Linked DNA regions of Homo sapiens: region 1 is linked to region 2. A link is a loop called in an ENCODE intact Hi-C map of the cell type or tissue named here. Cell type or tissue: CD4-positive, alpha-beta T cell. All regions are shown on one strand. Links, peaks and the distances in the headings refer to the core of each region. The heading gives the core; the rest is flanking DNA.

The links. Hi-C counts contacts between places; a loop is a spot of excess contacts. Peaks named below come from ENCODE experiments on the same cell type or tissue, not always from the same donor. Only the 100,000 strongest peaks of a DNase experiment are listed, where the experiment ranks them.
Region 1: a loop joins it to region 2, with 9 times the contacts of the local background. A loop is called at or near these places in 13 of 110 quality-filtered maps.

The regions. Positions count from the first base shown.
Region 1 is chr5:103,063,944-103,075,898 of GRCh38, reverse strand. LOC105379105 (a long non-coding RNA gene) reads left to right here and starts at 4,874. Exons shown (of 4, transcript XR_948633.2): 1 at 4,874-4,979; 2 at 6,645-6,815. In CD4-positive, alpha-beta T cell, for the core only: no CTCF peak of the experiment used is centred there; no DNase peak of the experiment used is centred there.
Region 2 is chr5:103,134,471-103,146,425 of GRCh38, reverse strand. PPIP5K2 (diphosphoinositol pentakisphosphate kinase 2) reads right to left here. Exons shown (of 31, transcript NM_001276277.3): 4 at 9,604-9,694; 5 at 7,957-8,042. Among named protein-coding and RNA genes, the nearest start is that of PPIP5K2, 20 kb to the right of the region's middle. RefSeq lists an enhancer at 4,198-4,699. In CD4-positive, alpha-beta T cell, for the core only: CTCF peaks have their summits at 6,742 and 6,947 (motif pointing right); a DNase peak (open chromatin) is centred at 6,975.

The DNA.
Region 1 (11,955 bases), core at 2,696-10,695, 71 kb after region 2:
ACAATACACAAGCAGAGAGCCATATCATGAGTGAACTCCCATTCACAGTTGCTACAAAAAGAATAAAATATCTAGGAATACAGCTAACAAGGGTTGTTGTATTAGTCTTTTCACACTGCTGGTAAAGACATACCCAAGACTGGGCAATTTACTAAAGAGGTTCATTGGACTTAACAGTTTCATGTGGCTGGGGAGGTTTCACAATCATGGCGGATGGCAAGGAGGAGCAAGTCACATCTTACATGGATGGCAGCAGACAAAAGGAGAGCTTATGCAGGACATCTCCCATTTCTAAAACCATCAGATCTCGTGAGACCCATTCACTATCATGAGAACAGCATGGGAGAGACCCACCCCATAATTCAATCATCTCCCACTGTGTCCCTCCCACAACACGTGGGAATTACGGGAGATACAAGATGACATTTGGGTGGGGACACAGAACCAGACAATATTATTCCCTCTCATATCTCATATCTCCACATTTCAAAACCAATCATGTCTTCCCAACAGTCACCCAAAGTCTCAGCTCATTTTGACATTAACCGAAATGTCCACAGTCCAAAGTTTCATCTGAGACAAGGCAAGTCCCTCTGCCTATGAGCCTGTAATATGAAAAGCAAGTTAGTTACTTGCTAGATACAATGGGGGTAGAGGCATTGGATAAATACAGCCTCTCCAAATGGGAGAAATTGGCCAAAACAAAGGGACTACAGGCCCCATGCAAGTCCAATATCCAGCAGGGCAGTTAAAGCTCCAAAATGATCTCTTGACTCCATGTCTCACATCCAAGTCACACTGATGCAATAGGTAGGTTCCCATATTCTTTGGCACCTCCACCCCTGTGGCTTTGCAGGGTATAGCCTCTCTCCCAGTTGCTTTCACAGGCTGGCATTGAATGTCTTTGGCTTTTTCAGGCACACGGTGCAAGCTCTCCATGGATCTACCAGTCTGGGGTCTGGAGGATGGTGGCCCTCTTCTCACTGCTCCACTAGGTGCTCCCCCAGTAAGGACTCTGCACGGCATCTCTGACCCCACATTTCCCTTCTGCACTGCCGTAGCAGAGGTTCTCCATGAGGGCCCCACCCCTGCAGCAAACTTCTTCCTGGGCATCCAGGCATTTTCATAAATCTTCTGAAATCTAGGCAGAGGTTCCCAAACCTCAATTCTTGACATCTGTGCACTTACAGATTCAATACTGTGTAGAAGCTGATAAGAATTGGGGCTTCCACCCTCTGAAGCAACAGCCTGAGCTGTACCCTGGCCCCTTTCTTCCATGGCTGGAGCAGCTAGAACACAGTGTACCAAGTCCCTAGGCTGCACAGAGCAGGGGGGGTCCTGGACCTGGCCCACAAAACCATCTTTTCCCCCTAGGCCTCTGGGCCTGTGATGGGAGGGGCTGCTGTGAAGACCTCTGAAATGCCCTGAAGACATTTTCCCTATTGTCTTCAGAATTAACATTCAGCTCCTCATTACTTTTGCAGATTTCTGCAGCCAGCTTGAATTTTGCCTCAGAAAATGGGATTTTCTTTTCTATTGCATTGTCTGGCTGCAAATTTTCCAAAGTTTTATGCTGTGTTTCACTTTCAAAACTGAATCCTTTTAACAGCACCCAAGTCACCTCTTGAATGTTTTGCTGCTTAGAAATTTCTTCTGCCAGATCCTAAATCATCTGCCTCCAGTTCCAAGTTCCACAAGTCTCCTGGGCAGGGGCAAAATGCCACCAGTCTCTTTGATGAAACATTACAAGAGTTACCTTTGCTCCAGTTCCCAACAAGTTCCTTATCTCCATCTGAGACCACCTCAGCCTGGACCTTATTGTTCATATCACTATCAGCATTTTTGTCAAAGCCATTCAGAAGTCTTTAGGAAGTTCCAAACTTTCCCACATTTTCCTGTCTTCTTCTGAGCCCTCCAGACTGTTCCAACCTCTGCCTGTTACCCAGTTCCAATGTTGCTTCCATATTTTCAGGTATCTTTTCAGCAATGCCTTACTCTACTAGTACCAATTTACTTCATTAGTCTGTTTTCACGCTGCTGATAAAGACATACTCCAGACTGGGCAATTTACAAAACAAAGAGGTTTACTGGATTTACCGTTCCACGTGGCTGGGGAGGCCTCACAATCTTGGTGGAAGGCAAGGAGGAGCAAGTCACATCTTACATGGATGGCAGCAGGCAAAAAGAGAGCTTGTGCAGGGCAACTCCCATTTTAAAACGCATCAGATCCTGTGAGACCCATTCAGTACCACAAGAACAGCATGGGAGAGACTCACAGCCATCATTCAATCATCTCCCACCAGGTCCCTCCCACAGCATGTGTGAATTATGGGAGCTACAAGATGAGATTTGGCTGGAGACACAGAGCCAAACCATATCAGACATGAAGGACCTTTGCAAGGAGAACTACAAACCACTGCTAAAGCAAAAAGAGAGGACACAAACAAATGGAAAAACATTTCATCCTCATGGACAGGAAGAATCAATATCGTGAAAATGGCCATACTGCCCAAAGTAATTTACAGATTCAGTGCTATTCCCATCAAACTACCATTGACATTCTTCACAAAATTAGAAAAAAAAAAACTACTTTCAAATTTATATGGAACCAAAAAAGAGCCCATATAGCCAAGACAATCCTAAGCAGAAAGAACAAAGCTGGAGGCATCACACTACCTGACTTCTAACTACACTAAAAGGCTACAGTAACCAAAACAGCATGGTACTGGTACCAACACAGACATGTAGGCCAATGGAACAGAATAGAGACCTCAGAAATAAGGCCACACATCTACAACGATCTGATTTTCAACAAACCAGACAAAAACAAGCAATGGGGAAAAGAGTCCCTATTTAGTAAATGGTGCTGAGAAAACTGGCTGGCCATATGCAGAAAACTGAAACTGGACCCCTTCCTTACACCTTATACAAAAATTAACTCAGGATGGATCTAAGACTTAAATGTGAAACCCAAAACCATAAAAACCCTAGAAGAAAACGTAGGCAATACCATTCAGGACATAGGCATGGGCTAAGATTTTACGATGAAATTGCCAAAAGCAGTTACAACAAAAACTAAAATTGACAAATGGGATCTAATTAATCTAAAGCGCCTCTGCACAGCAAAAGAAACTATCATCAGAGTAAACAGGCAGCCTACAGAATGGGTGAAAATTTTGGCAATCTTCCCATCCAACAAAGGTCTAATATCCAAAATTTACAAGGAACTCAAAGAAATTTACAAGAAAAAGACAAACAACCCATCAAAAAGTGGGCAAAGGATATGAGCAGATGCTTCTCAAAAGAAGACATTGATGTGGCCAACAGACGTGAAAAAAGCTTAACATCACTGGTTGTTAGAGAAATGCAAATCAAAACCACAATGAGATAACGTGGTGTATATATACCACATTTTATTTATCCAGTCTGTCACTGATGGGCATCTGGGTTGGTTCCATGTCTTTGCTATTTTGAATAGTGCTGCAATATGTGTGCATTTATCTTTATAATAGAATGATTTATATTCCTTTGGGTATATACCCAGTAATGGGATTGCTGGGTCAAATGGTATTTCTGGTTCTGTGATATGTATGCATACAAAGGAATATTTTTTCAGCCTTATATGTAAAATCTAAAATACTATGCAGCCATAAAAAGGAATGAGATGATGTCCTTTGCAGGGACATGAATGAAGCTGGAAGCCATCATACTCAGCAAACTAACACAGGAACAGAAAACCAAACACTGCATGTTCTCACTCATAAGTGGGAGTTGAACGCTGAGAACACATGGACACAAGGAGAACAACACACACCAGGGCCTGTCAGAAGGGTGGCTGGTGAGGGAAGGGAGAGCATCAGGACAAATAGCTGATGCATATGGGGCTTAAAACATAGGTGACGGGTTGATAGGTGCAGCAAACCATCATGGCAGATGTATACCTATGTGACAGACCTGCACATTGTGCACATGTATCCCAGAACTTAAAGTAAAAAAAAAATTAAATTAAAAAATAAAAGAACAAAGCTGGAGGCATTATACTACTTGACTTCAAAATACTGGCATAAAAAGAAACATACAGATCAATGGAACATAATAGAAAGCCAAGAAATCTATGCATTTATGGTATATCTTTGACAAAGTTTGCAAGGACACACAATGGGAAAAACACACTTTCTTCCATAAATGGTGCTATTAAAACTGGATATCCACATCCAAAAGAATGAAACTGAACCTATACCTCACACCATATACAGAAATCAGCTCAAAATGGATTAAAGCCTTAAATCTAGGGCCTGAAACTGTGAAACAATTAGAAGAAAACAGGGGAAATACTTCTTAACAATAGTCTTGATAATTATTTTTGTACATTATCTCAAAATGAACACAGGCATCGAGAGCAAAAATAGACAAAGATTGCATCAAACTAAAAGCTTCTGCACAGCAATGAAAACAATATGGAATGGGTGAAAATATTTGCAAATCTTGCATCTGTTAAGGGGTTAATATCCAAAATTTCTAAGGAACTCTGTTCAATGGCAAGAAAACTAATAACCAGATTTAAAAATGGGCAAAGGGCTTGAATATACATTTTTTCAGACAAGACATAGAAATGGCCAACAGATGCATGAAAAAATGTTCCAACATTGCTAATCATCAGAAAAATACAGTTTAAAACCAAAATGACGTATAGTTTTACACCTGTTAGAATGGCTGTTGTCAAAAAGATAGCAATCTCTGGTGAGGATTTAAAGACAAGGGAACCCATGTACATTTTTGGTGGCAGGGCGCAATGGTATAGTCATTATAAAATACCCTATGGACGCTCCTCAAAAAATTAAAAAACTAACATATGACCCACAATTTCCTTCAAAGGTACTGAAATAGGTATGTTGAAGGGATATCTACACTTCCATGGTCATTGCATCATTATTCACAATAGCCATGATATGGATCAACCTAAATGTCCACTAATGGAGGTATGGATAAAGAAAATGTGATATGTATGCATACAAAGGAATATTTTTTTCAGCCTTATATGTAAAATCTAAAAATGTTGAACTCAGAAGCAGAGAGTAGAATGGTGGTTCCCAGGGGTTGGGAGTGAGAGGAATGGGGAGGTATTAGTCAAAGAATACAAAGTTTCTGTCAGAATGAATAAATTCTAGAGAGCTAATGTACAGCATGGTGGCCATAGTTAATAATACTTTATTGTACATTTGAAATTTGATAAGAAAGTAGATCTTACGTGTTCCCACCACACAACCCACACAAAAGTTAATTATGTGAGGTGATGGATATGTTAATTAGCCTGATTATAATTACTTCACAATGTATACATACATTAAAATATCACAGTGTACATTCTGAATATTTATAATTTTTATTAATCAGTTTTACCTCAAAGCTGGGAAATACAGAAAGAGAAGTTATGAAATAAAATAATTCTAGATTCAACAGCAATTTATATGAGAAATAATAAAACAGCCATAGAAACTACTTTATGGTTATCTCAATTACTATTTATCCTAACAGCATTACATCCAGACCATTGATGATATTTATTTATGTCACTCCTGAATATTTTTATGAACTTTTTAAAAGTGAGCTTTATGGTAGATGAATTATGGCTTATAAAGCTGTTAGAGTCTAAACCACAGATTGGAAAAAATTAACTAGCCATACAGCCACCCTAATACCAAAGACAGGTAGGTAAGTGCAGCCCTACCATATTCCTGGAAGGAGAAGCAGAATATTAGTTGATAGCTTTAATAGCTGTCACACTCATCTTTTTCGTTTTCTTTTTTCTTTTTTTTTTTTGCAAATTCTGTTATAGGCAATTTATTATCAAAGTTCGTTTTACTTTTATTCCCTGATAAATAGCCAATATATGCCATTCAAAGAAATCGCTGATTTTATTACTGAAATTTCAGAATTCTAATGCAGAGATTCCAAATACAATTTTTACATTAACAAATATGCAGAGAAAACACTCAGAGATTTGTTGTTGTTGTTGTTCTCGTTTTTTGTTTTTTGAGATGGAGTTTCACTCTTGTCACCCAGGCTGGAGTGCAATGGCGTGTTCTCGGCTCACTGCAACCTCTGCCTCTGGGTTCAAGCAATTCTTTTGCCTCAGCTGGGATTACAGGCGCCTGCCACCACACCTAGCTAATTTTTTTGTATTTTTAGTAGAGACAGGGTTTCGCCATGTTGGCCTGGCTGGTCTCCGACTCCTGACCTCAGGTGATCCGCCTGCCTTGGCCTCCCAAAGTGCTGGGATTACAGATGTGAGCCACTGTGCCCAGCTGAGATTTTTATACATACAGTCTTTAGCTCTAATGTTTATGTTTGCAGTGCCCTGTCAAGAGTAAAAATGGAGGTTCACATACTGTATACCTGAATATTTAGGAGGTTTAAATCAAGCTAAGAAACTTTTCCTACCTCAGCAAATATACCTAAGGTTCCTAGGATTCTTGGACTCCTTAGAGCCCCACACTAGTGAATGGCAACTTAGGGAGAACTGGTCTCTGTCTCAATCCTGTTCCTTCCCAAGGATAAGTGACCCCAGCTTCTGTAGAGGTGCCCCTTGACCAGCCCAGGCCTTTTAGAATAAGCTTTCTCAATTGTTCATCCACCCTCTGTAGACAGACCAGGAAGGAGCTGAAAGAGGTTCTCCAGGTGAAGAAGAGTATATCTCAGGGCCCTGAGATCTTACCCAGCAGGGAGTGGCATGAGCTACAGGAGGATACAGCCTAGTTTTCAAGAAAAGGGTCCAGAATGGGATCCCTCTTGCCTGGATTTAAGGGAATTTTTCTGTAAGTATGTAACAAAATTTTGACCAAAAAAATCTAGAAATGTCTTTATGAGGTTTTGTATGACACCTTGTGGTACTGTTCAAAGCATTATATAGAAGGAAATGGAGATGCTGAACTATAGTAAATGAAGATTCTATTTTGAATGAGAATAATTTCCTTGTTTAAAAAGTTATTTTAAAATATGATTACCATTTCAAGTATAAAATCTTATTATATTACCATTAAAAAGAGTAACTCACTAAGATTTATAAAAGAAAACATATTACATTTTTAAACTATGCAATTCATTTATACATTCAAAGAAGATACACATTAAATGCCTACTATGTTCCAGATACTGGCACTGAGATTATATCAATTACAAATAAAAATTTCTGCCCTCCTAGAACTTATATTCTAGTAGAATAATGAAAAAGTGACCAGTAATTCTTAGGAATACATTTCTTCACCTACATCTAATCTGAAAATTTTACTTGTAGACTTTTGCACAGACATTTATTGGGATCCCTATCTTAAGCCGTAAAAAGCGTAAGTATTCCATTCTGCTGATTTTTGACTGCTCAGAAAGCTGTAACAGAATATTTTGCTCAAATGTCTAAAAGTGACTGAGTCACTTCCAGTTTTGGAGTTTCTAATCATTATAATTAATAAAAACCAAAATGTGCATTAAAAAAAGTAGTTTCAAACTTTTGTTTTATACAAATGCATTTATTATTGAGGGAGAAATGTTAGCTTTATGCATTGTTAATATTAAGCAGGGAAAGATTAGTTAAGTGCCATTAAATTAATAAGTATTTAAATTGGTAGCTTAACCAGAGCTTGAGGCCTGGGCCAGATGATTCTTCTACTTCTAATCTGTCGGTGTCCTCCTCACCCCTTCCCTTACTTGCTACCCCTATTAATGCTTCTTCCTTTGTTTCCCCAAGCACATTTTGTTTGTTAGTTAAAGAATATTAGGCCCAAGGGATTTCCCTTATCTGAGCACCTCATTGTCTAAACTTTGAAGGGATTTGTCAGAAGCAGACAGAGGAGAGCAAATTATTTGGCGTGGTTAGTAGCTGGAGGAGATCACATGTCAACTTCTCCCCTACATCCCCTCTAAGCTTCTATTAGTTCCGAGAGAAGAGGCCCCAGGTGTTGAAATGGAGAATGCGGAAAAGGCTAAAGAGTAGGGAGTCTGGATTCTCTTCACTTCTTCAGTAACACTTTCATATAGTGGTGGAGGGAAAAATACTAAATGGAATGGTTCCCTTCCTCCAAAATCATGTTTTCTGATTGCACAGTAATATATAACTTACACTCTCTGGGTTTCTGGGCAGTATTTTATCCTGCATTTTTTATATGTCCATTTAGAATTTCATCCTTATAAATATATACATATATTATTAATTTTTCAATTTTATGTGATGAATAAACAGTAATAAAATAATCATAGGGATGGTTTATGTGACTTGCTCACAGCTTGAAGCAAATCAGTGGCAAATCTGCCTAGGCTTTAAGAATAGAACTTAAGAGTCAGTCTTCCGTTAATCTGTACTGATCACAAATACGTTAAAAATCACAAATTTTGGCCAGGCACAGTGGCTCATTCCTGTAATCTTGGCACTTTGAGAGGCCAAGACAGGCAGATTACCTGAGCCCAGGAATTCGAGACCAGCCTGAGCAATGTGGCGAAACCCTATCTCTACGAAAAAGACAAAAAATTACCTGGGCATGGTGGCATGAGACTGTGGTCACAGCTACCTAGAGGCTGAGACGAGAGAATCACCTGAGTCCAGGAGGCTGAGGCTGCAGTGAGCTGTGATCGTGCCACTGCATTCCAGCTTGGGCAACAGAGTGAGACCCTGTCTCAAACAAAAAACAAATGAAAATCCCTGATTTTACTTGAGGTAGTTACAAAAGGGGTAATGTTTTTTAAAAATATATAATGTGAAAAAGGTATAATATCCTGAATATATAAAGAACTATGACTCAATACACAAAAAATAACTCAAGCCCTTTATTAGATATTCCCCCCAAAAAAGATGTACAAATGGTTGATAATCACATGAAAAGATGTTCAACATGATTAGTCATCAGGGAAATGCAAGTCAAAACCACTATGAGATACCACTTCACACCTACTAGAATGGCTATCATATCCTACAAAAAAAAAAAAAAGAAATATGACAAGTATTGCCTAGGATTGAAATCACCTTTATAGAATTGTAAGTGATGAGAGAAAACTGCATGACTCTGTTTTGCTTCTATCCTCACAGGTTAAATTGGTTTTTGCTTATTCTAGCACAGAGGCCAAGATAACCATGAGTGGAATTAGTTTGGTAGTTACACTTTGAGGCAAGGAAAAATGACTCCCTTCCTTGTTCAGAGATTGAAGCTGCATTCACGAGGCAAGGTTAGAATTATGATAGGAGCTTGAACTTTGCTAAAGAGTAAGCATAAACAATGACCTGCCATTGCTTAGCTTGCTTTGCTATAAGTTGCTTACTGCCCCAGAGTCACTTAACCAGAGGTTGCAAGATTTGTAACTTCCCCAACTACTCACATAGATAACATCACTATTGTGAAACTTAATTAACTGGTCTTTGAGGTATTCTTCAGATTTAGCATTTTGGCAGACCAAGAGACACCACCTAGTCCTGAGACTCTCTCCTGAGAACTGACTCAGCTGCACAAAGACAGCCCTGTCTCAATAACCCTGTGATTTCTTCCCCACCCAACCAATTATCTGAGTTCCTCAGCCCCCTACTTGTCAAAGCACCCTCAAAAACCCTAGCCTCGGCCAGGCACGGTGGCTCACCCCTGTAATCTCAGCACTTTGGGAGGCCGAGGCGGGCAGATCATGAGGTCAGGAGTTCAAGACCAGCCTGGCCAATATTGTGAAACCCCATCTCTACTAAAAATACAAAAATTAGCTGGGCGTGGTGGCATCCATCTGTAGTCCCAGCTACTCGGGAAGCTGAGGCAGAAGAATTGCTTGAACCTAGGAGGTGGAGGTTGCAGTGAGTCAAGATCATGCCACTGCACACCAGCTTGGGCAACAGAGCGAGACTTCACCTCAAAAAAAAAAAAAAAACCAAAAAAAAAAAAAAAAACCCCAAAAAACCCTAGCCCTCTAGCCTCTGAATTCTCAGCAGGGGCAGATTTGAGAATTATCTCATATTCTTCCATTTGGTTGGCCCTACGATAATTAAATTCTTTCTTTGCTCCAATACCTACTGTCCTCAGTACACTGGCTTTTCTAGGCAGTGGGCAAGATGAACCCATCGGGCTGTTACAGGATATGGAGAAATTGGAAACTCTCATGACTGATAGGAATTTAAAGTGGTGTGACAGCTATGGAAAACACTGCCAATTCCTCAAAAAGTTAAACAATTACCATATGATCCTGTAGTTCCGCTCCTAGATATGTATCCAAAGGAATTGAAAGTAGGGACTCAAACAGATATTTTTATGCCAATATTTATTGCATCATTATTCACAATAGCCAAAAGGTGGAAACAATTCAAGGATCCATCAATAGACGAATGGATTAACAAAATGTAGCATATACATACAATGAAAGATTATGCAACTATAGAAAGGAATGAAGTTGTGATACATGATACAACATGGATGAGCCTTGGAGATATTATGCTAAGTGAATAATAAATAAAAAGATATTGTATGATTCCGCTTATATAAAATATCTATAATAGGCAAATTTTTATAGACAAAAGTAGATTAGCAGTAATCAGGGGCAGAGGGAAAGGGAAGTGGGGAGTTAATCTTTAATGCATAAAGATTACAAAGTTTCTCTTTGAAGTAATGAAAAAGTTTTGGAAATAGATACTGGTGATGTTTGCATAATATTGTGAATGCAATTATGTCACAGAATTATATACTTTAAATGGTCAAAATGGTAAATTTTATGGTATGTATATTTTTACCACAATTTTAAAAAATTAATAATATAAGTACCCCAAACCATTGAATTGTGAGTGGATGAATCGGGTGGCATGTGAATTATATCTCAATAAAACTGCTTAAAAATTTTTGTAGGATGCAACTAAAACTGCTCAGAGAAAAATTTATGTATTTTGTGCTTATATTGGTTAAAAATAAAGGTCAAGAAGTAATGAGCAAAGCATCCAATTTAATATGGTACAAAAAGAACAAGTGAATAAGCCAAAAGAAAGATTTGAAATCACAAAGATAATAGAAATTAATAGAATAGAAAATAAACATACACGCCAGGCACAGTGGCTCACACTTGCAATCCCAGCACTGTGGGAGGCTAAGGCAGGCGGATCACCTGAGGTCAGGAGTTCAAGACCAGCCTGGCCGACATGGCGAAATCCCATCTCTACTAAAAATACAAAAAATTAGCTGGGCGTGGTGGAATGCACCTGTAGTCCCGGTTACTCAGACAGGCTGAGGCAGGAGAATTGTTTGAACCTGGGAGGCAGAGGTTGCAGTGAGCCGAGATCACACCACTGCACTCCAGCCTAGGTGACAGAGTGAGACTCCGTCTAAAAAAAAAAAAGAAAAAGAACAAGAGAAAAAAGAAAAGAAAAGAAAAGAAACATACAATGATGAGGTGAACTAGAGCCAAAATTTGGTTTTTAAAGACACAAATGAATTGACACAAAACTCGCAAAACTAATAAAAATAAAAATAAAGAGACAATCCTACAGAATTTATAAATAAGCAATATTGTGATGCAAAAAGTGTTATAACCACACATGATGCAGATACTTATAGAGGATATTACAACTTTATTCTAATAAACCTTAATAAAATTGATGAATTTTAGAAAAATTTCACTTACCAAAGAGGTTTAAGAAGAAATAATGTCAGATGATTTTACCAAACATTTATAACAAGATTTAAGAAGTATGTAATTTTAACTTTATGCAAATTATTCATAGTGTAGAAATGAAACATTTCTTAATTCATGTTATGAGGGTGGTGTAAACTTGATATCAAAATATGGAAATGACAGAATGAGGAAGGAAAATAACCGGTTTTTCTCTTGGGAACACAAATACAAAGATGCAAACAGAACAATATGCATTATAACCAAATTGAGCTGATTCCCAAAATGTCAGATTGATTTAATGTTAGAAAAGATATATACAATTAATGACTACATTTTTAA
Region 2 (11,955 bases), core at 2,002-10,001:
AAAACTTGGATAATGTACTTACTTGATTTTAATTATCCATGTTTATGTAAATAACATGTGCCAACATTTATGATACGTATGGCATTAAAAGCTATAGTTCTTCAAAATTTTACAGACTTACCATTTCACACTACCACACCACAGAATTCAAAGTTAGATGTGAAATTATTATATCAAGAAAGACTGAGAAGTAACTCAAGAATGCCACCATCTTCTGAAAACTGTGAGATTACTCATATCACAGATATCGTAAAACATGAAGTTATTTAAGTTAGAAAGTAGCTTATATGCAAAGTAAGCCAGCAATTCAATTAGAAAGTTAATTTTTTACCTCTAGACAAGAAAAGTTTCTTGTTTCAGATGATGATTACTTTATATCTTTTTTAAATGTTATTTTTAATCATCATGGGTACATAGTAGTTGTATATATTTTTGTGGTCCACGTGAAATTCTGATACAGGCATACAATGTGTAATAATCAAACTGGAATAGTTGGGGTATTCACCACCTCAAACATTTATCATTTCTTTGTGTTAGGAACATTCTAATTTCACTTTTAGTTATTTCAAAATATAAAATAAATTATTGTAAACTATAGTCACCCTATTGTGCTACCAAATACTGGATCTTATTTATTCTATCTGTGTTGCTATACTCACTAACTATCCTCACTTCATCCCCGTCATCCTTGCAACCCTTCCCTCCAGTAACAAGTATTCTATGCTCAAGCTCTAAGAGTTCATCTTTTTTTTAAGCTCCCACACGTGAAAACATGCAATCTTTCTTTCTTGCCTGGCTTATTTCACTTAACATAAGACCTCCAGTTCCATCCATGTTGTTGCAAATGACAGGATTTCATTATTTTTATAGCTGAATAATATACCATTATCTATAGGTACCACATTTTCTTTATCCATCCATTAATGGACCCTTAGGTTGTTTCCATACTGGCTATTCCAAGTGGTGCTGCAATAAACATGAGTGCAAATATCTCTTCAATATACTGATTTCCTCTTTTTTGGACATATACCCAGCAGTGGGATTGCAAGATCATATGGTAGCTCTATTTTTAGTTTTTTGAGGAACCTCCATTTTGTTCTCAATAGTGGCTTTACTAATTCACATTCCCACCAACAGTATTCCCTTTCTCCACATCCTCACAAACATTTCTTATTGCTTGTCTTCTTGATAAAAGCCATTTTAACTTGGATGAGTTGATATCTCATCACAGATTTGATTTGCATTTCTCTGATGATTGGTGACGTTGAGCATATTTTCATATACCTATTGGCCATTTGTATGTCTTCCTTTGAGAAAAATCTGTTCAAATCTTTTGCCCATATTTTAATTAGATTTTTTTTTTCCTATAGAGCTGTTTGAGCTTCTTATATATTCTGGTTATTAGTCCCTTGTCAAATGGGTAGTTTACAAATATCTTCTCCCATTCCGTGGACTGTCTCTTCACTGTATTGTTTCCTTTGCTGTGCAGAAGTTTTTTAGGTTGATATGATCCCATTGGTATATTTTTGCTTTGGTTGCCTGGGTTTCTGAGGTCTTACTCAAGAAATTTTTGCCCAGACCAGTATCCTGGAGTGTTTCTACAATGTTTTCTTTTAGTAGTTGCATAGCTTCAGGTCTTAGATTTAAGTATTTAATCCATTTTGATTATGTATATGGAGAGAGATAGGGGCTTAATTTGATTCTGGATATAGATATCAAGTTTTCCCAACACTACTTACTGAAGACACTGTCCTATCCCCAGTGGACATTCTGGTCAACTTTGTCGAAAATGAGTTAACTGCAAATGTGTATATTTTTTTCTGGATTCTGCATTCTGTTCCATTGGTCTATATTTTGATGCCAGTACCATCCTGTTTTGGTTACTATAGCTTAGCAGTACAACTTGAAGTCAAATAATGTGATTCCTCCAGTTTTGTTGTTTTTGCTCAGGCTGGCTATGGCTATTCTGAGTTTTTTGTGGTTCCATATAAATTTTAGTATTTTTTTTCTATTTCTGTGAAGAATGTCTTTGCTATTCTGACTGCATTGAATCTGTAGATGGCTTTGGGTAGTATGGCAATTTTAACAATACTGATTCTTTCAATCAATGAAAATGGAGTATTTTTCCATTTTTTTGTGTGTTCTCTTCAATTTTTTTCATCAGCATTTTATGGTTTTCATTGTAGAAGAGATCTTTCATTTCTTTAAGTGAATTCCGAGGTATTTAATTTATTTGTAGCTATTGTAAATGGGATTACTTTTTTTTTTTAGTTTCTTTTTCAGATTGTTTGCTGTTCGCATATAGAAATGCTATGGATTTTTGTAAGTTAATATTGTATCCTGCAACTTTACTGAACTTGTTCTAATAGTTTTGTGGTAAAGACTCTAGGATTTTCTAACTGTAAGATCATATCATCTATAAACAAGAATAATGTAACTCCTTTTTTTTCAATTTGGATGCCCTTTATTTCTTTCTCTTCCCTAATTTCTCTGGCTATAATTTCCAGTATTATGTTGAATAAAAGAGATGAAAGTAGACATCCTTGTCTTGTTCCAATTCTTAGAGGAAATATTTTCACCTTTTCCCTGTTCAGTATAATGTTAGCTGTGGGTTTGTCATATAGCGCTTTTATCACATAGAGGTAAGTTCATTCCATACCCAGTTTTTTGAGAGATTTTATCATGAAGGGATGTTTAATTTTATCAAATGCTTTTTCTCCATCAATTGAAATGATCATATGTAGAGAGTATAGAGTTGGATCTTATTTTTTAATCCATTTAGCAACTCTAAGTGTTTTGTTGCAAGAATTCAGCTCATTTGCATTCACGTTATTACTGATAGGTAAAGACTTGCTTCTGCTATTTTGGCATTTGTTTTCTGAGGTTTCCATTATTTTGTCCTCCCTTCCTTCCTTCCTGACCTATCTTCCTTTGTGGCAAAGTGATTTTCTGCCGGGGCATGATGGTCCCCAGCACTTCTGGAGTCTGAGACAGGAGGATCACATGAGCCAAGGAGTTTTGAAACCAGCCTGGGCTACACAGTGAGATCCTGTCTCTACAAAAAATAATTACTTGGGTCTGGTGGCTTGTGCTTGTAGTCCCAGCTACTCAGGAAGCTGAAGTGCGAGAATCACTTGGGAGTCGAGGCTACAGTGAAAAGTGATCACGCCACTTCACTCTAACATGGGTGAAGAGCAAGACCCTATCTCAAATACTACACATATGTAATTCTCTCTGGTAGTATGTTTTAATTTCTTTTTATTTTTTGTGTATCTGTTACAGGTTTTTGTTTTGTGATTACCATAAGGCTTACAAATAACATTTTATTACAATTATTTTAAATTGATGACAACTTAACTCTGATTACAAAGAAAATAAAAAGAAAATTTTAAAAACTCTACATTTTAACTCCATTTCCCCCCATCCATGTTTTGACTTTTTGTTGTCTCTATTTTTATGTTTCTATACTCGTAAAAAGTTGTTGTAGTTATTATTTCTGACAGGTTTGCCTTTTAGTCTTCTTATGAAATATATAAGAGGTTTGTACACCACAATGACAGTGTTAGAGTATTATGTATTTATCTGTGTACTTGCTATTACCAGTGAGTTTTACACATTCAGATGATTTCTTGAATTTTTTTTTTTTTTTTGAGACGGAGTCTTGCTCACTCGCCCAGGCTGGAGTGCAGTGGCGCCATCTTGGCTCACTGCAAGCTCCGCCTCCTGGGTTCATGCCATTCTCCTGCCTCAGCCTCCCGAGTAGCTGGGACTACAGGCGCCCGCCACCACACCCGGCTAATTTTTTTTGTATTTTTAGTAGAGACTGAGAGGTGACAGCGTGCTAGCAGTCCTCACAGCCCTCGCTCGCTCTTGGCGCCTCCTCTGCCTGGGCTTCCACTTTGGCGGCGCTTGAGGAGCCCTTCGTCCCGCCGCTGCACTGTGGGAGCCCCTTTCTGGGCTGGCCAAGGCTGGAGCCCACTCCCTCAGGTTGCAGGGAGATGTGGAGGGAGAGGCGCGAGCGGGAACTGGGGCTGCGGGGCGGTGCTTGCGGGCCAGCTGGAGTTCTGGGTGGGCGTGGGCTTGGGCTTGGCGGGCCCCGCACTCGGAGCAGCCGGCCAGCCTGGCCCTGGACAATGAGGGACTTAGCACCCGGGCCAGTGGCTGCGGAGGGTGTACTGGGTCCCCCGGCAGTGCCAGCCCACCGGCGCTGCGCTGGATTTCTCACCGAGCCTTAGCTGCCTTCCCGCAGGGCAGGGCTCGGGACCTGCAGCCTGCTATGCCTGAGCCTCCCACCCACTCCATGGGCTCCTGTGCGGCCCGAGCCTCCCCAACGAGCACCACCCCCTGCTCCACGGCGCCCAGTCCCATCGACCACCCAAGGGCTGAGGAGTGCGAGCACACGGCGCGTGACTGGCAGGCAGCTCCACCTGCAGCCCTGGTGCGGGATCCACTGGGTGAAGCCAGCTGGGCTCCTGAGTCTGGTGGGGAGGTGGAGAGTCCTTATGTCTAGCTCAGGGATTGTAAATACACCAATCAGCACCCTGTGTTTAGCTCAAGGTTTGTGAGTGCACCAATCTACACTCTGTATCTAGCTCTCTGGTGGGGCCTTGGAGAACCTTTATTTCTAGCTCAGGGATTGTAAATACTCCAATCGGCACTCTGTATCTAGCTCAAGGTTTGTAAACACACCAATCAGCACCCTGTGTTTAGCTCAAGGTTTGTGAATGCACCAATCGACACTCTGCATCTAGCTGCTCTGGTGGGGCCTTGGAGAACCTGTGTGTCGAAACTCTGTATCTAACTAATCTGATGGGGACGTGGAGAACCTTTGTATCTAGCTCAGGGATTGTAAACGCACCCATCAGTGCCCTGACAAAACAGGCCACTCGGCTCTACCAATCAGCAGGATGTGGGTGGGGCCAGATAAGAGAATAAAAGCAGGCTGCCCGAGCTGTAACACTCACCGCGAAGATCTGCAGCTTCACACCTGAGCCCAGCAAGACCAAGAGCCCACCGGGAGGAACGAACAACTCCAGACGCGCTACCTTAAGAGCTGTAACACTCACCGCGAAGGTCTGCAGCTTCACTCCTGAGCCAGCGAGACCACGAACCCACCAGAAGGAAGAAACTCCAAACACATCTGAACATCGGAAGGGACAGACTCCAGACGTGCCACCTTAAGAGCTGTAACACTCACCGCGAGGGTCTGCGGCTTCATTCTTGAAATTAGTGAGACCAAGAACCCACCAATTCCGGACACAAGACGGGGTTTCACCACGTTAGCTAGGATGGTCTCGATCTCCTGACCTCGTGATCCACCCACCTCGGCCTCCCAAAGTGTTGGGATTACAGACGTGAGCCACTGCACCCGGCCCAGATGATTTCTTATTTTTAACGTCTTTTTCTATCAGATTGATGAACTCCTTTTAGCATTTCCTGTAAAAGATCTGTAAGATCTTTTTCCTATCCTGTCCTATAAGGACAGAAAAATTCCATGATACTGGTAATTCATGAATCCCTCAGTTTCTGTTTAGTAAAGTATATTATGTCTTCATGTTTGAAGGATAATTTTTTTTTTTTTTTTTTTTTGAGACGGAGTCTCGTTCTGTCGCCCAGGCGGGAGTGCTGTGGCGCGATCTCCGCTCACTGCAAGCTCCGCCTTCCGGGTTCACGCCATTCTCCTGCCTCAGCCTCCCGAGTAGCTGGGACTACAGGCGCCCGCCACTGCGCCCGGCTAATTTTTTGTATTTTTAGTAGAGACGGGGTTTCACCGTGGTCTCGATCTCCTGACCTCGTGATCCGCCCGCCTCGGCCTCCCAAAGTGCTGGGATTACAGGCGTGAGCCACCGCGCCCGGCCTGAAGGATAATTTTGCTGAATAGAATATTCTAGGTTGGAAGTTTTGTTTTTCCTTCAACACTTTGAATGCCATCACACTCTCTCCTAGCCTATAAGCTTTCTGCTTAGATGTCAGCTGCCAGTTGTATCAGAGCTTCTTTACATGTTATATACATCTATTCTCTGGGTGCTTTAAGGATCTTTGTTTATCCTTGACCTTTGAGAGTTTAATTAATATATGCCTTGAGATAGTCTTATTTGGGTTAAATCTTCATATTCTTCTATGACCTATGCATATTCGTATCTTTCTTTAGGTTTGGAAAGTTCTGTTATTGCTTATTTCAATAAACTTTCTACCATGATCTATGTTCTCTTTAAGAGCACTAATTCTTGGATTTGTCCCTTTGAGGCTATTTTTAAGATTTTTTTTTTTTTTTTTAACATTTTCCCTTCCCCTTATTAACTACGTAGGTCCCAAAGTTCTTAAAGAAAAACGAAGAAAGGAGTGGGCTAAAAAGATGAAAAGTGCTACCTGGGAAGTTTGTTCAAGCTCCTCTCTCAGGTCTCTTTAGTCCTGTAAGTGTGTTTCATTCTTTTCCTCTCTTTCTCCTCTGGCTATGGATTTTCACATAGCCAGTTTTCAAGCTCACTAATTCTTCTACTTGATCCACTTTGCTGTTGAGAGGCTTTGATATATATTTCAGTTTGTCAACTGAATTTTTCAGTTCCAGAATTTTGGCTTGTTTTGAATTATTTCAATCTCCTTGTTAATTTCTCATGATACAATTCTGATTCCTTCTCCATGTTACACTGAAGTTCTTGAGCTTCCTCAGGACAGCTATTTTGAATTCTCTGTCTGAAAGGTCACATATCTCCATCACTCCAGGATTGGTAACTGGTACCTTATTTAGTTTGTTTGGTGAGGTCACATTTTTCTGGATGTTCTTGATGCTTGTAGACATTCACTGATGTCTGGGTATTTACAAGTTAGGTATTTATTTCAGTCTTCACCGTTTGGGCTTGTTTGTATCCATCCTTCTTGAGAAAGCTTTCCACATATTCAAAAAAGACTAAGTGTTATGATCTAAGCCTGAGGTCACTGCAGCTGTATTAGCACTAGGGGGCGCCCTAAGTCCAGGAATGCTACAAACTCTTGCTGACTCCTAGAGGCACCACCTTGGTGGACTAATTTTTTGGTTCTTATGAAGGTGCATTCTTGCATGGCTAGTTTATAATTTGGTGTTCCTGTGGGGAGTGGGACAATCACTGGAGGGTATATTTGGCCATCTTGTTCTGCCTCCCCCCTAGTTTTTAATAAAAGATGGTTTAAGGTATGATAAATTCATCAAAATTCCCCACAATACTAAGTGTGAACAGAAATGTTAACTCAAGACAAACACGTATTTTGCCTTGTGACTAAGTTAGGTATAGCTTCCATGCTATGTTTTAGATAACCAGAAAAAAAGGAGCAAACAGTGCTTTAAAATATTAATAAATACTTAGAAGTACTGTTGCCCCTTGTCATACGCGGTGACTGGTTCCAGGAACCCCCTCGTATACCAAAATCTTCACATACTCAAGTCCCACAGTTGGCTCTGCAGAATCCATGTAAATGAAAAGTTGGCTATCAGTATATGTGGGACCCACGAATTCCGTATTTTCAATTCATGTTTATTCCATGAATAAGCAGACCAGCACAGTTCAAACACATGCTGTTCCAGGGCCAACTGTATTTCCAAATTCTTGGCCAGTATTTAGTTTTTGGCATTGTAGCATGAAGTTTCTAATACTTAATTCAATAGTCATAGATAAATCACTTGTTCACCTTTAATCAATACACATTTACTTGTATGTAATTTCAAAATTCTAACTCATGATTCTTAGAGATATGTCAAAAGTAGGCCAAAGAAGAGAAGGATAAATAATTCCTAAATTATTAGGTAGCCTTTTAACTCAGTGTCACCTTTTAATTGAATATGTTTGTCTGTTTAGATTATTTTTTAAAATGGAATAGAATACTATGAATTCTTTAAATTCCTTCCAGTTAATTATTGTAAGAATGTGGCCCAAAAGTATGTCAAGTGGCAAAGGAAGCTTACCTAAAATCTCTTACTCTTACCTTTGGGATTATTTGGGTCACGGTTCAAAATAGCATAACGAGGAAGTAAAATACCTTCAGCTTGAAGAATACTATATACTTCTCTCCTGAAGAAAAAGGGAAACATCCTTATTGTTTTATTGCTCCATTTCACAATGAATATATTATTGTAGTTTTCTTAAAAGACATTATTGTTGTTCTATAACTAAAAAGGGTATATATCTCAACACTTTTTATTTTTTAAATAAACAAATGTCACTTCGAATATTCAAAAAAGGTATTCTGAGGAAATATTCAGCAATAAGAACACAAATTTATGCACAATTCTTTTCTAGCTTATTGAGAAACTAATTATTAAAACTGAGAACATAAATGTATTTTAAAAATGGCTGAATAAAGTTGATATTATCACAATGATAGAACATTACCTAAGCATTAAAAGCCTTATGCTTAAATAGTATTTAATGACATGGAGAAATGTTCACAGCATACTAGAGAAAAGTGATTCTAATTTGGTAAAATGTGATTGTTATGTATGTATTGTTTTCTATAGGAAAAAAATATGATAGATACAGTGACGATTAAATGGCTTTCGGTACGCTTTTACTTTTCAAACCATTTAAAACGAACATACATTTCTATAGCTATAGCTGTATATATAAAAACACATATATATGAATTAATATGTAAATGTAGAGAAAATGTTTTAAATTTTAGATATTAATAATGTTACTCTCTGGAAGAATAGAAAAAAATAAAGTGAAAAAACCATAAGGTCTCATATTTACAAAGCATTTTTCATACACATAAAATCTCATATTGTAATGGTAAAACAAGAAAATAGAATGCTGGTGAGATTATGAGAATAGCTATAGGAGTGAAACATTGATTGAATGAAATACATAAATACACTCATATTTTATAATTTATTAGAAATCCATGCTTTTTACCTGTTAAATGAATGCTAAGATATACAGTATAATATTTTTCAAAATAGGTATACTTTACCATTTAAAAAATCTAGTTATAGGCCGGGTGCGGTGGCTCACACCTATAATCCCAGCACTTTGGGAGGCCGAGGCAGGCGGATCACAAGGTCAGGAGATCGAGACCATCCTGGCTAACACGGTGAAACCCTGTCTCTACTAAAAATACAAAAAATTAGCTGGGCGTGGTGGCGGGCGCCTGTAATCCCAGCTACTCGGGAGGCTGAGGCAGGAGAATGGCGGGAACCCGGGAGGGGGAGCTTGCAGTGAGCTGAGATCCCGCCACTGCACTCCAGACTGGGCGACAGAGCCAGACTCCATCTCAAAAAAAAAAAAAAAAATCTAGTTATAATGAGTAAAGTCCTAATTTCATCATCAGTCCCATGACAGAAAAAGTGCTCATAAGTTTGAATGGTTTAGTAGGCTCTGGAAATTAAACAATCTCGGTTAAGTCTTTGTCCTACTACGTGGGGAACTTGTGACTTTGGGTAGATTAATCAATCTTCCTAATTATCAAGATTCCTCATCTGTAAAATTAGGTAATAAATAACTATTTCTGAGTATTATTTTGAAAGTACAATGAATTAATAATGCAAAAACACCTGATGCCATGTCAGTGTACAGTAGGTACTAAATTAATGTTATTTTTCCTTCCCTTAATTCAGCCAACTTCACCACTCACCTATCTTGTATGAGATACTGCATATTCAAGTCATTGATTACAAATGGATTCCTGAGTTTTGCATAGGCAACCGCTTTGTCCAGTGGAAATCCTAAGAACACATATTATTAACATATTCTGTATTATCTCAAGATAAGCATCTATACTTTATTAACTTGAATTGATGCCACCTCCCATAAAAGATTCATTTCATTAACACATAACACCCTTCTATAAAAGGTATGGAATATATACATAAACCTTGATTTAACTTATATATTAAATCTTATTTTTTCATAATTTGATTAAGGCACAACAAACCAGTGGTTATATAACCAAATTTGGAGCACTGACATGTGAGTGAAGGTCTGACTAGTCAGTCACCTGAAATAAGGTAAGATTCACCTCATACACAAAGAGAAATCTATATGTAAATAACATGGGTGTATCAGAATCACCTGGTGATTTTTAAAAAATGTATTCAACATCTCTTCTTTTCACTTAGATATTTTGATGCCTACACACATAAATTAGCTGATATTCAAAGACTTATGTGCCTTTAAAAACAGTGGGCCAGGCATGGGGGCACACGCCTATAATCCCAGCACTTTGGGAGGCCGAGGCAGGTGGATCACCTGAGGTCAGGAGTTCGAGACCAGCCTGGCCAACAGGGTGAAACCCCATCTCTACTAAAATTACAAAAAATTAGCCAGGTGTGGTGGCGCACACCTGTAATCCCAGATACTTAGGAGGCTGAAGCAGGAGAATCACTCAAATCCAGGAGGTGGAGGTTGCGGTGAGTGGAGATCGTGCCATTGTACTCCAGCCTGGGCAACAGAGCAAGACTCCATCTCAAAAAAAAAAAAAAAAAAAAAGCTACAGAAGCAAAACTTAATTCATATATGACATATATGCTCAAAATATATGAGCAGAATCATGCTATTGCTAGGTCAACATTAAAATATTAGAAATTAAGTCCCTAAAACTTGTAGACTGGTAAAAGTACTAATTACAATGAAAACAAATCAAATAGTAGATATAGTGAAGAACAGGTCCCCTCCCCCAAAATCTAAAAAATTTTAATGATTGTATTTTATTCTCTATATTGGCACTAATGCCAGGTGCAGTGGCTCTTGCCTGTCCCAGTACTTTGGGAGGCCGAGTTGGGAGGAGTGCTTGATGCCAGGAATTCAACACCAGCCTGGGCAACATAGCAAGATCCCATCTCTACAAAAAATTCAAAAGAATCAGCTGAGGGTAGTGGTGCAACCTGTAGTTCTATCCTTCAGGAGGCTGAGGTGGGAGGATCACTTGAGCCCAAGAGTTTGAGGTTACAGGGAGCTATGACTATACCACTGCACTCCAGCCTAGTTGACACAGCAAGACCCTGTCCTCCAGGGGGAAAAAAAAAATTGACACAAAGTCTCCAATTTTATCCATCAATACACATCATCAGTTGTATACCGTAACAGTTAAAGACATAAACCAGCGTTCAAATCCTGGTTCCATCTCTCACTAGCTATGTGACCTTGGGCAAATTTATTTAACGTCTCTAAGCCTCTGGTACCAGCACAAAAGAGTAGTATACCAGTCTTACCTAGTAGAGTTTTGAGGAATTAATAATAGTGTGGATATAAGGCACTAAGCACAGTACCTGGCATAGTAAGTGCTCAATAAATGTTACCTGTTATTATTCCTTAAGAGGCAATATTTTAATAAATATCTATGGAAAAGGATAAAAATCAGCAAGCATACATAACTTTAGTATTCAACTATGGAATACTAAGTATACCTGTGAAGAGACTATATTTTATAGTACTACCAGAATAGTTAAGAGAAAAAGTATTAAAACATGCTGAAATTAAAACAAAAAGCTGTGGCCAGTTAAATCAGATTTATTCCTAAACTCCTCTTAGTTTTTAAAATTTAAATACAGATACCTTATATCAAGAACCACTTAGCCACAAATTACAAATCCTGAAAGTTTTATAAAGACTCTCAGAATTCATCGCTTGTAAAGATGTCTCAATGTCTATGATTTGAAGCCTCCTTACAGAATTCAGCAAATAGAAAACACCTACACAGTTTCCTGCTTTTGTTTTTGTTAAAGAGAAACTTTTTCCCTACCAAGAGATGGTATGTGGAATATGACATTAGCTATAACACCCAGTTTTTACAGGCAAATATAACACTAATAGGAAGAACCATGTGAGGGTAAGGGAAGAATGCTTTACTCTCAAGGAGGAAGAAATTTTAAGGTTCTCTAAAATGAGCAGCCTGAGTCTTTGAAGATCAGTGTCTTGACTTCTCTATGAAATAATGAACATCAATTTAGGCTATGGTAGCAAAACCATGCTCCATCTTCTTCTTGCT